Linked DNA regions of Homo sapiens: region 2 is linked to region 1. The links are chromatin contacts, found by Hi-C or POLR2A ChIA-PET in ENCODE. All regions are on one chromosome and are shown on one strand. The core of a region is the stretch at or near the end of the contact, and the rest is flanking DNA. Distances in the headings are between cores, read along the strand shown.

Evidence for each region. Hi-C counts contacts between places; a loop is a spot of excess contacts on that map. ChIA-PET counts read pairs that join two places held with the same protein, here RNA polymerase II (POLR2A). Pooled maps may share reads with other maps.
Region 2: a loop to region 1 is called in a pooled map, with 5 times the contacts of the local background. The contact joins two enhancer-like sites. A Hi-C loop is called at or near these places in 7 of 50 pooled maps. POLR2A ChIA-PET finds 5 or more read pairs at or near these places in 4 of 52 experiments (AG04449, GM10248, HEK293 and 1 more).

The regions. Positions count from the first base shown.
Region 1 is chr16:30,811,947-30,816,578 of GRCh38, forward strand. All of the region lies in intron 1 of LOC124903679 (a long non-coding RNA gene), which reads left to right. Among named protein-coding and RNA genes, the nearest start is that of ZNF629, 27 kb to the left of the region's middle. RefSeq lists enhancers at 1,198-1,753, 1,754-2,308, 2,179-2,328 and a silencer at 2,349-2,678. Within about 2 kb of position 2,470, at least 30 of the 41 ENCODE cell types and tissues checked have a DNase peak (open chromatin) inside an H3K27ac peak, as active enhancers do.
Region 2 is chr16:30,631,760-30,636,839 of GRCh38, forward strand. No RefSeq gene overlaps it. Among named protein-coding and RNA genes, the nearest start is that of PRR14, 17 kb to the right of the region's middle. RefSeq lists enhancers at 1,707-2,658, 2,659-3,609. Within about 2 kb of position 2,597, at least 38 of the 41 ENCODE cell types and tissues checked have a DNase peak (open chromatin) inside an H3K27ac peak, as active enhancers do.

The DNA of each region.
Region 1 (4,632 bases), core at 1,220-3,719:
ACACTTGGAGATTTGGAAGACATCTGCAGGAGCAGATGGCCGAGAACCGCACCCCAGATCTCCCCAGAGTGAAAGGATGTAGCCACACAGAACCTAGGGAAGAAACACAGGCACATATTGGTTGGTTTTGTTTTACTTTTTGGTGTGCCTCTTTTGATGTAACAGCTTTATTGAGATGTAATTCACATATCATACACTTCATCTAGTTTTTTTTTTGTTTTGTTTTTGTTTTTTTAAGACAGAGGCTCGCTCTGTCACCTGGGCTTCAGTGCAATGGTGCGATCTCGGCTCACTGCAACCTCCACCTACTGGGTTCAAGTGATTCTCCTGCCTCAGCCTCCCAAGTAGCTGGAATTACAGGTGCATGCCACCACGCCCAGCTAATTTTTTTTTTTTTTTTTTTTTGAGACAGAGTCTCAGTCTGTTGCCCAGGCTAGAGTGCAGTGGTGCAATCTCGGCCCACTGCAACCTCCACCTCCTGGGTTCAAGCAGTTCTCCTGCCTCAGTCTTCCTAGTAGCTGGGATTACAGGCACCTGCCACCACACTCAGCTAATTTTTGTATTTTAGTACAAAACTCTTGACCTCAGGTGATCTGCCCGCCTCAGCCTCCCAAAGTGCTGGGATTATAGGCATGAGCCACTGCGCCTGACAAATTTTTTGTATTTTTAGTAAAGATGGGGTTTCACCATGTTGACCAGGCTGGTTTCCAACTCCTGGCCTCAAGTGATCCACCTGCCTCGGCCTCCCAAAGTGCTGGATGGAGTTTTGCTGTGTTGCCCAAGCTGGTCTCAAACTCCTGGGCTCAAGCAATTTTCACCCCCTCAGCATCCTGAGTAGCTGGGACTGCCTCAAAAAAAAAAAAAAAAAAAAAGATTACAAAGGTCAGTTTGGAACATTAGGGTAGGGGTTAGAAGCTCTTCTGGAGGGGACAATGGGGCAGTGGTGATAGATGAAAAAGCAGAAGAGAGAGATAACTCACTTCTGTTTTATTTTTTATTGCTCTATTTTTGCTTTGTAAGTCACCACGAATGTAGGCAGGATAGAAATCCTAAGTACACCAAAGTGGGAAGTGCTACAAATTAAATTGTTTGCTTTTATTCCTGTGGATAATTTTCTTTCTCTGTTTTAACATATTTATGCCTTCTATTTCCTAACACTTTGTAAAGGAACTGATTATGAAATCAGAAAACCTGGGTTTTTCCTCCTAATGTGACTTAGCTGCTGTCAAAGTTTCCTCATCTGCAAAATGAGGGGGTTAGAGTACAATGGACATTCCATTATCCTCTCCAGCATCATCCCCTTAGTGCAGGCAGGCACTCTTTCAGGGATCTGTTGACAGTCCCTATTTTATTTTTAGGTGCCAACCCAGCCTTTCCCCTCCTTTTCTAGAATTTTTGTGTACAGAAAGTGAAGGTGGGGCTGGGCACCATAGTGAGACCCCGTCTCTCCAAAAAAAAAAGCCGGGCATTGTGGTGTGTGCCTGTGGTTCCAGCTACTTGGGAGGCTGAGGCGGGAGGATTGCTTGAGCCCAGGAGTTGGAGGCTGCAGCCAACTAGGATTGTGCCACTGCACTCCAGCCTGGGCGACAGAGTGAGACCCTGTATTAAAAAAAAAAGAAAAGAGGGCCAGGCACAGTGGCTCATGCCTGTAATCCCAGCACTTTGGGAGGCCGAGGTGGGTGGATACCTGAAGTCAGGAGTTCAAGACCAGCCTGACCAACGCGGTGAAACACCGTCTCTACTAAAAATACAAAAATTAGCTGGATGTGGTGGTGCATGCCTATAATTCCAGCTACTCAGGAGGCTGAGGCAGGAGAATCGCTTGAACCCATGAGGTGGAGGTTGCAGTGAGCTGAGATCGCACCACTGCAATCCACCCTGGGCGACAGAGCGAGACTCAGTCTCAAAAAAAAAGAAAAGAAGGTGAAGGTGGCTAAATAGCATAACATGTCAGAGATTTACGTGTCAGAGATTTAACATGTCAGAGATTTCCACATGTTATCAAGTCTGTTTCATGGCTAAGAACTGGAAGGGACCTTTGAGGACATCTAACCCTCATAGGACTTAACAATAGGATGAGGAAACAAGCTCAGAAATAGGCTATAACTTGCCCAAGGCCACTCAGAGAGGGAATGCCAGAGCCAGGGCCAGCTCTCAACTTCAGGCCAGAGAAGCCCAGGGTCTTCCATGAGAAATAGGGCCTGTCAGACTGGACAGGCTCCTTGGAGGTGGTCCAGTGAGTCCAATCCCTTTTTTTGCTGCGGCTTAGACGAGGGGCCGCTGAGGATTCTCCGAATTCGCTGGATCTGGACCCAGACTTCCGGGTCCACAGTGCAGCCTGAATGATCAACAGGGGAACGTGCGTTCGCCAGGGTCCCCGGGGGCAGAGGCACCTCTCCCTGGGCGGGGCCGGGGAGATTACGCAACACGGGTCTTAGTTGTCTGGGCCGCTGGGGTCGCCTCCACGGGCAGGAGCCACGGCCAGGACGTGCAGGCCGCCCCCTGCTGGTCCGTTTCGGAACCGGGCGGGTGGCCGCGGCGCTGCCCGGGTTGGGGGCATGGCTTTACAACGGTGAGCCAATCCCAGGCCGCACCGTGGATGGGGCGGGCGTTCACTTCTCCTCCCAGTCCTTTGGTTCTCTCCGCGGCGGAAGCTGTGCGGCGACCTAGCAACCGTCCTTGCCGACCCTCCCGCCGGTGACGTGGCTGCGACCCACCCTTCTTGCCATAGCCCTTTGGAAAGCGAAGGTCCCTTCAGGGCCAAAAGGACAGGGAGGTTTTTTCCTTCCTTCCTTCCCTCCCTCCTTCCCTCCTTCCCTTTCTTTCTTTCCTTTCTTTTTCTTTCTTTTCACAGAGTCTGACTTAATCACCCACGCTGCAGTGTAGTATGATCTGCTCACTGAAGCCTCTGCCTCCCGGGTTCAAGCGATTCTCCCAACTCAGCCTCCCAAGTAGCTGTACAGGTGTGCACCGCCACACCCAGCTAAATTTTGCATTTGTAGTAGATATGGGGTTTCATCATGCTGGCCAAGATGGTCTAAAGTGATCCGCCCGCCTCGGCCTCCCAAAGTGCTGGGATTACCGGCGGGAGCCACCGCTCCCGTCCAGGACAGGGATTTTGGTTGGTTGGTTGGATGGAGCCTTACAGTTTGGATGTGGTGAGCATGAAATGCATACGTTCAAGAAGCTGAGCCGACAAAGGGCTTACTCTAGGTGGACTGAAAATTCGATGTTTCCAATTCAAAACATCTGCTCTCCGAGGTGTGGGTGAAGGTATGGGGGGTCCAAAAATGTCCGAGTCCCACCACCTGATGTTGTTAGTTACACTTCTTTTTTTGTTTTGAGATGGAATTTTGCTCTTGTTGCCCAGGCTGGAGTGCAGTGGCGCGATTTCAACTCACCACAACCTCCGCCTCCTGGGTTCAAGCGATTCTTCTGCCTCAGCCTCCCGAGTAGCTGGGATTACAGGCATGTGCCATCACACCAGCTAATTTTTGTATTTTTAGTAGAGACGGGGTTTCTCCATGTTGGTCAGTCTGGTCTCGAACTCTTGACCTCAGGTGATCCGCCCGCCTTGGCCTCCCAAAGTGCTGGGATTACAGGTGTGAGCCACCACACCTGGCCTAATTTTTGTGTTTTTAGTAGAGATAGGTTTTCGCCATGTTGGCCAGGCTGGTCTCAAACTCACCTCAGGTGATCCGCCTGCCTCGGCCTCTCAAAGTGCTGGGATTACAAGCATGAGCCACCACGCCTGGCCCACGCTTGGCTAATTTTTGTTTGTTTGCTTGTGTTTTAGAGATGGGGTTTTGCCACATTGCCCAGGCTGGTTTCAAACTCCTGAGCTCAAGTGATCTGCCTGCCTCAGCCTCCCAAAGTGCTGGGATTACCGGCATGAGACACCATGCTTGACCGGTTTTATCACAGTTTTTAAAAAGTAATAATATAGTAGGCCAGGCATGGTGGCTCATGCCTGTAATCCCAGCACTTTGGGAGGCTGAGGCAGGCAGATCACCTGAGGTTGGGAGTTCAAGACGAGCCTGACCAACATGGAGAAAACCCGTCTTTACTAAAATACAAAAATTAGCTGGGTGTGGTGGTGCACACCTGTAATCCCAGCTACTCGGGAAGCTGAGGCAGGAGAATGGCTTGAACCCAGGAGTCATTGGTTGTGGTGAGCTGAGATCGTGCCATTGCACTCCAGCCTGGGCAACAAGAGTGAAACTCCATTAAAAAAAAAAATTAGCCGGGCACGGTGGCTCACGCCTGTAATCCCAGCACTTTGGGAGGCCGAGGCGGGCGAATCACAAGGTCAGGAGATTGAGACCATCCTGGCTAACACGGTGAAACCCTGTCTCTACTAAAAATACAAAAAAATTAGCCGGCATGGTGGTGGACTCCTGTAGTCTCAGCTACTTGGGAGGCTGAGGCAGGAGAATGGCGTGAACCTGGGAGGTGGAGCTTGCAGTGAGCCGAGATTGTGCCACTGCACTCCAGCCTGGGCGACAGAGCAAGACTCCATCTAAAAAAAAAAAAAGTTAATATAGTAAACAAAAACCCATTGAATTGTGCACTTTAGATGGGTGAATTATATGGTATGTGAATTATATCTCAATAAAGCTGTTTCAGAAAGTT
Region 2 (5,080 bases), core at 1,347-3,846, 180 kb before region 1:
TTGAACCTGGGAGGCGGAGGTTGCAGTGAGCCGAGATCGCCCCATTGCATTCCAGCCTGGGCAACAGAGCAAGACTCTGTCTCAAAAAAAATTAAAAAAATTTAAAAGGTGGTTTGGACCTCTTAGATCCTGAGGGAGAAGAAATTAGGCAGAGCAGGTGTAGGAGACCCAGAGGAAGTCCCTGGTGGAAGAGGGGAACAACTCTGACAGGTCCTCAACTAGGAAGTTGGGGATACTTATCGAACTTTTTTTTCCTTCTTAAGAGCCAGGGTTTCACTCTGTTGCCCAGGCTGAAGTGCAATGGCATGATCATAGCTCTCTGTAACCTCAAATTCCTGGGCTCCAGCCATTCTCCTATCTTGGCTCCCCAAAGTGCAAGGATTACAGGCCCGAGCCAACACACCCAGCCAAAACTCTAAAATTTAAACCTTTATTTTAGCCTCAAGCAAGTATTCTGGACCTAGAGACACTGAATTGAAAGAAAACCCTCATTAGGAACTAGGCCTCATTATCTTGCCTTATGTATTATTTTTCTCTTGTAACAATATTGTGAGTATAATAATTATATTGTAATGTATTACTGTGTTAAAAGCATCAGTTTCTTAAATGCAAACACTAAAAATATATAGCTATTTTTGTATTCCTCTTTTGCTTTTGTTGTGTATGGACATGGGGTCTCACTGTGTCACTAGGCTGGGGTGCAATGGTGCAATCACAGCTCACTACAGCCTCAAACTCCTGGGCTCAAGAGATCCTCCCGCCTCAGCCACCTGAGGAGCTAGGACCACAGGCGCCCGCCACCATGCCCAGCTATTTTTTTTTTTTTTCATTTTTGTTTTGTTTTGTTTTGTTTTATTTTTTGAGATGGAGTCTCGCTCTGTCGCCTAGGCTGGAGTACAGTGGCGCAATTTCAGTTCACTGCAACTTCCACCTCCCAGGTTCAAGCGATTCTTCTGCCTCAGCCTGTGGGATTAGAGGCTCCCATGACCATGCCTAGCTAATTTTTGTATTTTTAGTAGAAACAGGGTTTCACCATGTTGGCCAGGCTGGTCTCCAACTCCTGGCCTCAAGTGATCTGCCTGCCTGAGCCTCCCAAAGTGCTGGGATTAGAGGCATGAGCCACCGTGCCCAGCCTCGTTTGGTTTTTTATTTTTTAAATGTTTGGTTTTTTTATTTTTTTATTTTTTTTGAGACAAAGTCTCGCTCTGTCGCCCGGGCTGGAGTGCAATGGCATGATCTCGGCTCACTGCAACCTCCACCTCCCGAGTTCAAGGGATTCTCCTGTCTCAGCCTCCCAAGTAGCTGGGATTACAGGCATCCACTGCCACGCTGGGCTAATTTTTTTGTATTTTTAGTAGAGAAAAGGTTTTTACCATGTTGGCCAGGCTGGTTTCAAACTCCTGACCTCAAGTGATCCGCCCGCCTTGGCCTCCCAAACTGCTGGGATTACAGGTGTGAGCCACCGCGCCCAGCAATATTTTATTTGCTTTTGTTTTTGTTTTTTTGAGACAGAGTTTCACTCTTGTTGCCCCAGCTGGAGTGCAATGGCACGATCTTGGCTGGCTGCAACCTCCACCTCCTGGGTTCAAGCGATTCTCCTGCCTCAGCCTCCTGAATCTCTGGTATTACAGGCGCCTGCCACCACGCCCAGCTAATTTTTGTTATTGTTAGTAGAGACGGGATTTCGCCATGTTGGCCAGGCTGGTCTCGAACTCCTGACTTCAGGTGATCCACCTGCCTTCACCTCCCAAAGTGCTGGGATTACAGGCGTGAGCTGCTGCGCCTGGTGTGTTTGAGTTTATACTGGGTAGGGAGTCATGGTTAACGCCTATAATCTCACCCAGAGTCTGAGATGGGAGGCTCCGTTGAGTCCTGGAGTTCGAAACCCCGTCACTACAAAAAAATATATATAAAGAAAAAAAAATTAAGCGGGCGCGGTGTGGCACCTGTGGTCCCAGCAACTCGGGAGGCTGAGGTGGGAGGATCACTTGAGCCAGGGAAGTCGAGGCTGCAGTGAGCCAAGATCACGCCGCTGCATTCTAGAATGGGCGACAGCCTAAAAAAAGTCAGCCTTAACAATAACAAAAAAGACAATGGCTAGGGCCCCTCCCAACCTTTCATGCCCTACCCGGAGCCCCTGCGCGGCCCTTACATTTAAAAGCCCCTTTGGGAGGCTGAGGTTGGCGGATCACTGGAAGTCAGGGGTTCAAGACCAGCCTGGCCAATATGGTGAAATCCCGTCTCTACTTAAAATACAAAAATTAGCCTGGCGTGGTGGCGGGAGCCTGTAATCGCAGTTACCCTGGAGGCTGAGGCAGGAGAATTGCTTGAACCCGAGAGACGGAAGTTGCACTGAGCCGAGATCGCGCCACTGCACTCCAGCCTGGGTGACAGGGCGAGACAACGTCTCAAAAAAAAAAAAAAAAAGCCCTAAAGGACCACTCTTGGATCTGATCCTGAGAAAGTCCCTTAGAAAACATGGCGACGCCAGCCTCACCACCTGTTTCCAAAAGCAGTGTGACGCCCTTCGCTCCCTTAGTCAAGCTAATCTTACTAAATAAGGAACAAGCTTCCCCTGAGGCTTGCCCTTCAGCGCACTGGCACTGCCCACCCGAACGGGCGTCACGGATCCTGGTCAGTCTCTAGGATCGCGCTCGCTGATAGGACGCTTCTGGTCGAACGTCCAAACAAGGTGTGCGGTGATTGGGCCGCGGAGGGCGGGGCGTTTGAACGGCGCGTGCGTGGGAGTTCCCCAGGCCGGCGTCATTAGGATCCTGGTGGGCGGTGGGACTTGGGTTCAAAGAAGACCAAGCAGGCAGACGTGTTCGGGGGCCCGCGGGTTCCGAGACTGGAGACTGGACCTTTGGCTGTCCCCACGTGCATTCTAGGTCAACGGTGCGGTGGCAGAACCCTGGGGCTCTCCCCCGCGGAACTCGGCCCTGGCCGAGGCCCCAACCACGCTAGTAGGAGGAGGCCGAGCATCCCTCCTCGAAATCGCGAAATCCCGGCCCGACAATGTAGCCACGGAGTCGAAAGCCGCGTGCGAACTTGGCACTCACAAAGCCTAGATAACCGTCTATTTTCTCCTGTAAAATAGGAGGGATGGACCCCCACAGATCATTGTAAAAGGTTCTTACAAAGAAAAATCCTCCTGGACTGGGCACGGTGGCTCACGCCTGTAATCCCAGCACTTTGAGCGGATCACACTTCGAGACCAACCTGACCAACATGGAGAAACCCCGTCTCTACTAAATTAGCCGGGCGTAGTGGCGCATGCCTGTAATCCCAGCTACTCTGGAGGCTGAGGCAGGAGAATCGCTTTAACCCGGGAGGCAGAGGTTGTGGTGAGCCGAGATCGCGCCATTGCACTCCAGCCTGGGCAACAAGAGCGGAATTCTGTCTCAAAAAAAAAAAAGAGAGAAAAGAAAAATCCTGGAAGTCAAGTAAAAATGTGTGAAGGTGTTTTATAAAATATGAAATATCTAGAATACACAAATCTATAGAAGGACTCGGGGAAAGGGGAGTGAATGCTAATAAATACAGAGGTTCTTTCTGGGGTGATGAAAATGTACTAGTACTGATTGTGGCCGCGCTAGCACAAAAATCCGTTTCATTGGCCAGACGCTATGGCCCAGGGAAAAAAAGAAGGACTAGGGGGAATGGGGAGTGAATGCTAATGAATATGCAGTTTCTTTTTGTGGTCATGAAAGTGCACTAAAATTTTCATGCTAGCACAAAAATTGAATTGTACACTTCAAATAGGTGTATTTGTGATGTGCATTCTAGCTCCATAAAACTCAAAATGTGTGAAAATTCTTTGTAACTTTACTAAAAATTGGGGGCACTCTATAGTTTACAAAACTATCCCCATCCAGGCAGGGCACGGTGGTTCACACCTGTAATCCCAGCACTCTGGGAGTCTGAGGCGGGCGGATCACCTGAGGTGAGGAGTTCAAGACCAGCCCGACCAACATTGTGAAACCCCGTCTCTACTAAAAATACAAAATTAGCCGGGCGTGGTGACGCATGCCTGTAATCCCACTTACTCGGGAGGCTGAGGCAGGAGAATCGCTTGAACCCGGGAGGCAGAGGTTGCAGTGAGCTGAGATCGCACCATTATACTCCAGCCTGGGCAACAAGAACAAAACTCCGACTCAAAAAAAAAAAAATTCTCCATCTAGTCCTCTGAGGTGAGCAGCATTTTGTTTGTTTGTTTGTTTTGTTTGTTTTGAGATGGAGTCTCGCTCTTGTTGCCTAGGCTGGAGTGCAATGATGCGATCTCAGCTCACTACAACCTCTGCCTCCCAGGTTCAAGCGATTCTCCTGCTTCAGCTTCCCGTGTAGCTGGGATTACAGGTGCGCACTACCATGCTTGGCTAATTTTTGTATTTTTAGTAGAGACAGGGTTTCACCATGTTGGCCGGGCTAGTCTCGAATTCCTGACTTCAGGTGATCCACCCACCTCAGCCTCCCAAAGTGCTGGGAGTACAAGTGTGAGCCACCGAGCCCTGCTTATTTATTTATTTATTTATTTAGAGACAGAGTCTCTGTCATCCAGGCTAGAGTGCAGTGGCACTATTTCAGCTTACTACAGCCTCCGCCTCCCAGAGCTAAAGCAATTCTCCTGCCTCAGCCTCCTGAGTAGCTGGGATTACAGGCATGTGCCACCACACCCGGCTAATTTTTGTATTTTTAGCAGGTGGCGTTTCGCCATGTTGGCCAGGCTGGTGGTGGCACAATTGGAGGGCAGAAGGGACAGTAAAAGATGCCCTAGAAGCTCAGAAGAAGGAAAGACCTCAGAAGGCTTCGACGCATGGGTGGGGCTGCTGTTGCAGCTGGACCTTCAAGGATGATAGAATCTAAACAAATGCAGTAGTAATGAAAGAGGTAAAAGATGGGAAACCATGGAAAATATACAGAGGTAATAATTAGATGAAGCCCCCACGTGGTGACTTGTGCCTGAAATCACAAGTGTGCCCAGAAACGGGGCCTCACTGTGTTGTCCAGTCTGGTCTCGAACTCCTGTTTCAAGCAATCTTCATGCCTCAGCCTCCTAAAGTGCTGGGATTACAGGAGTGAG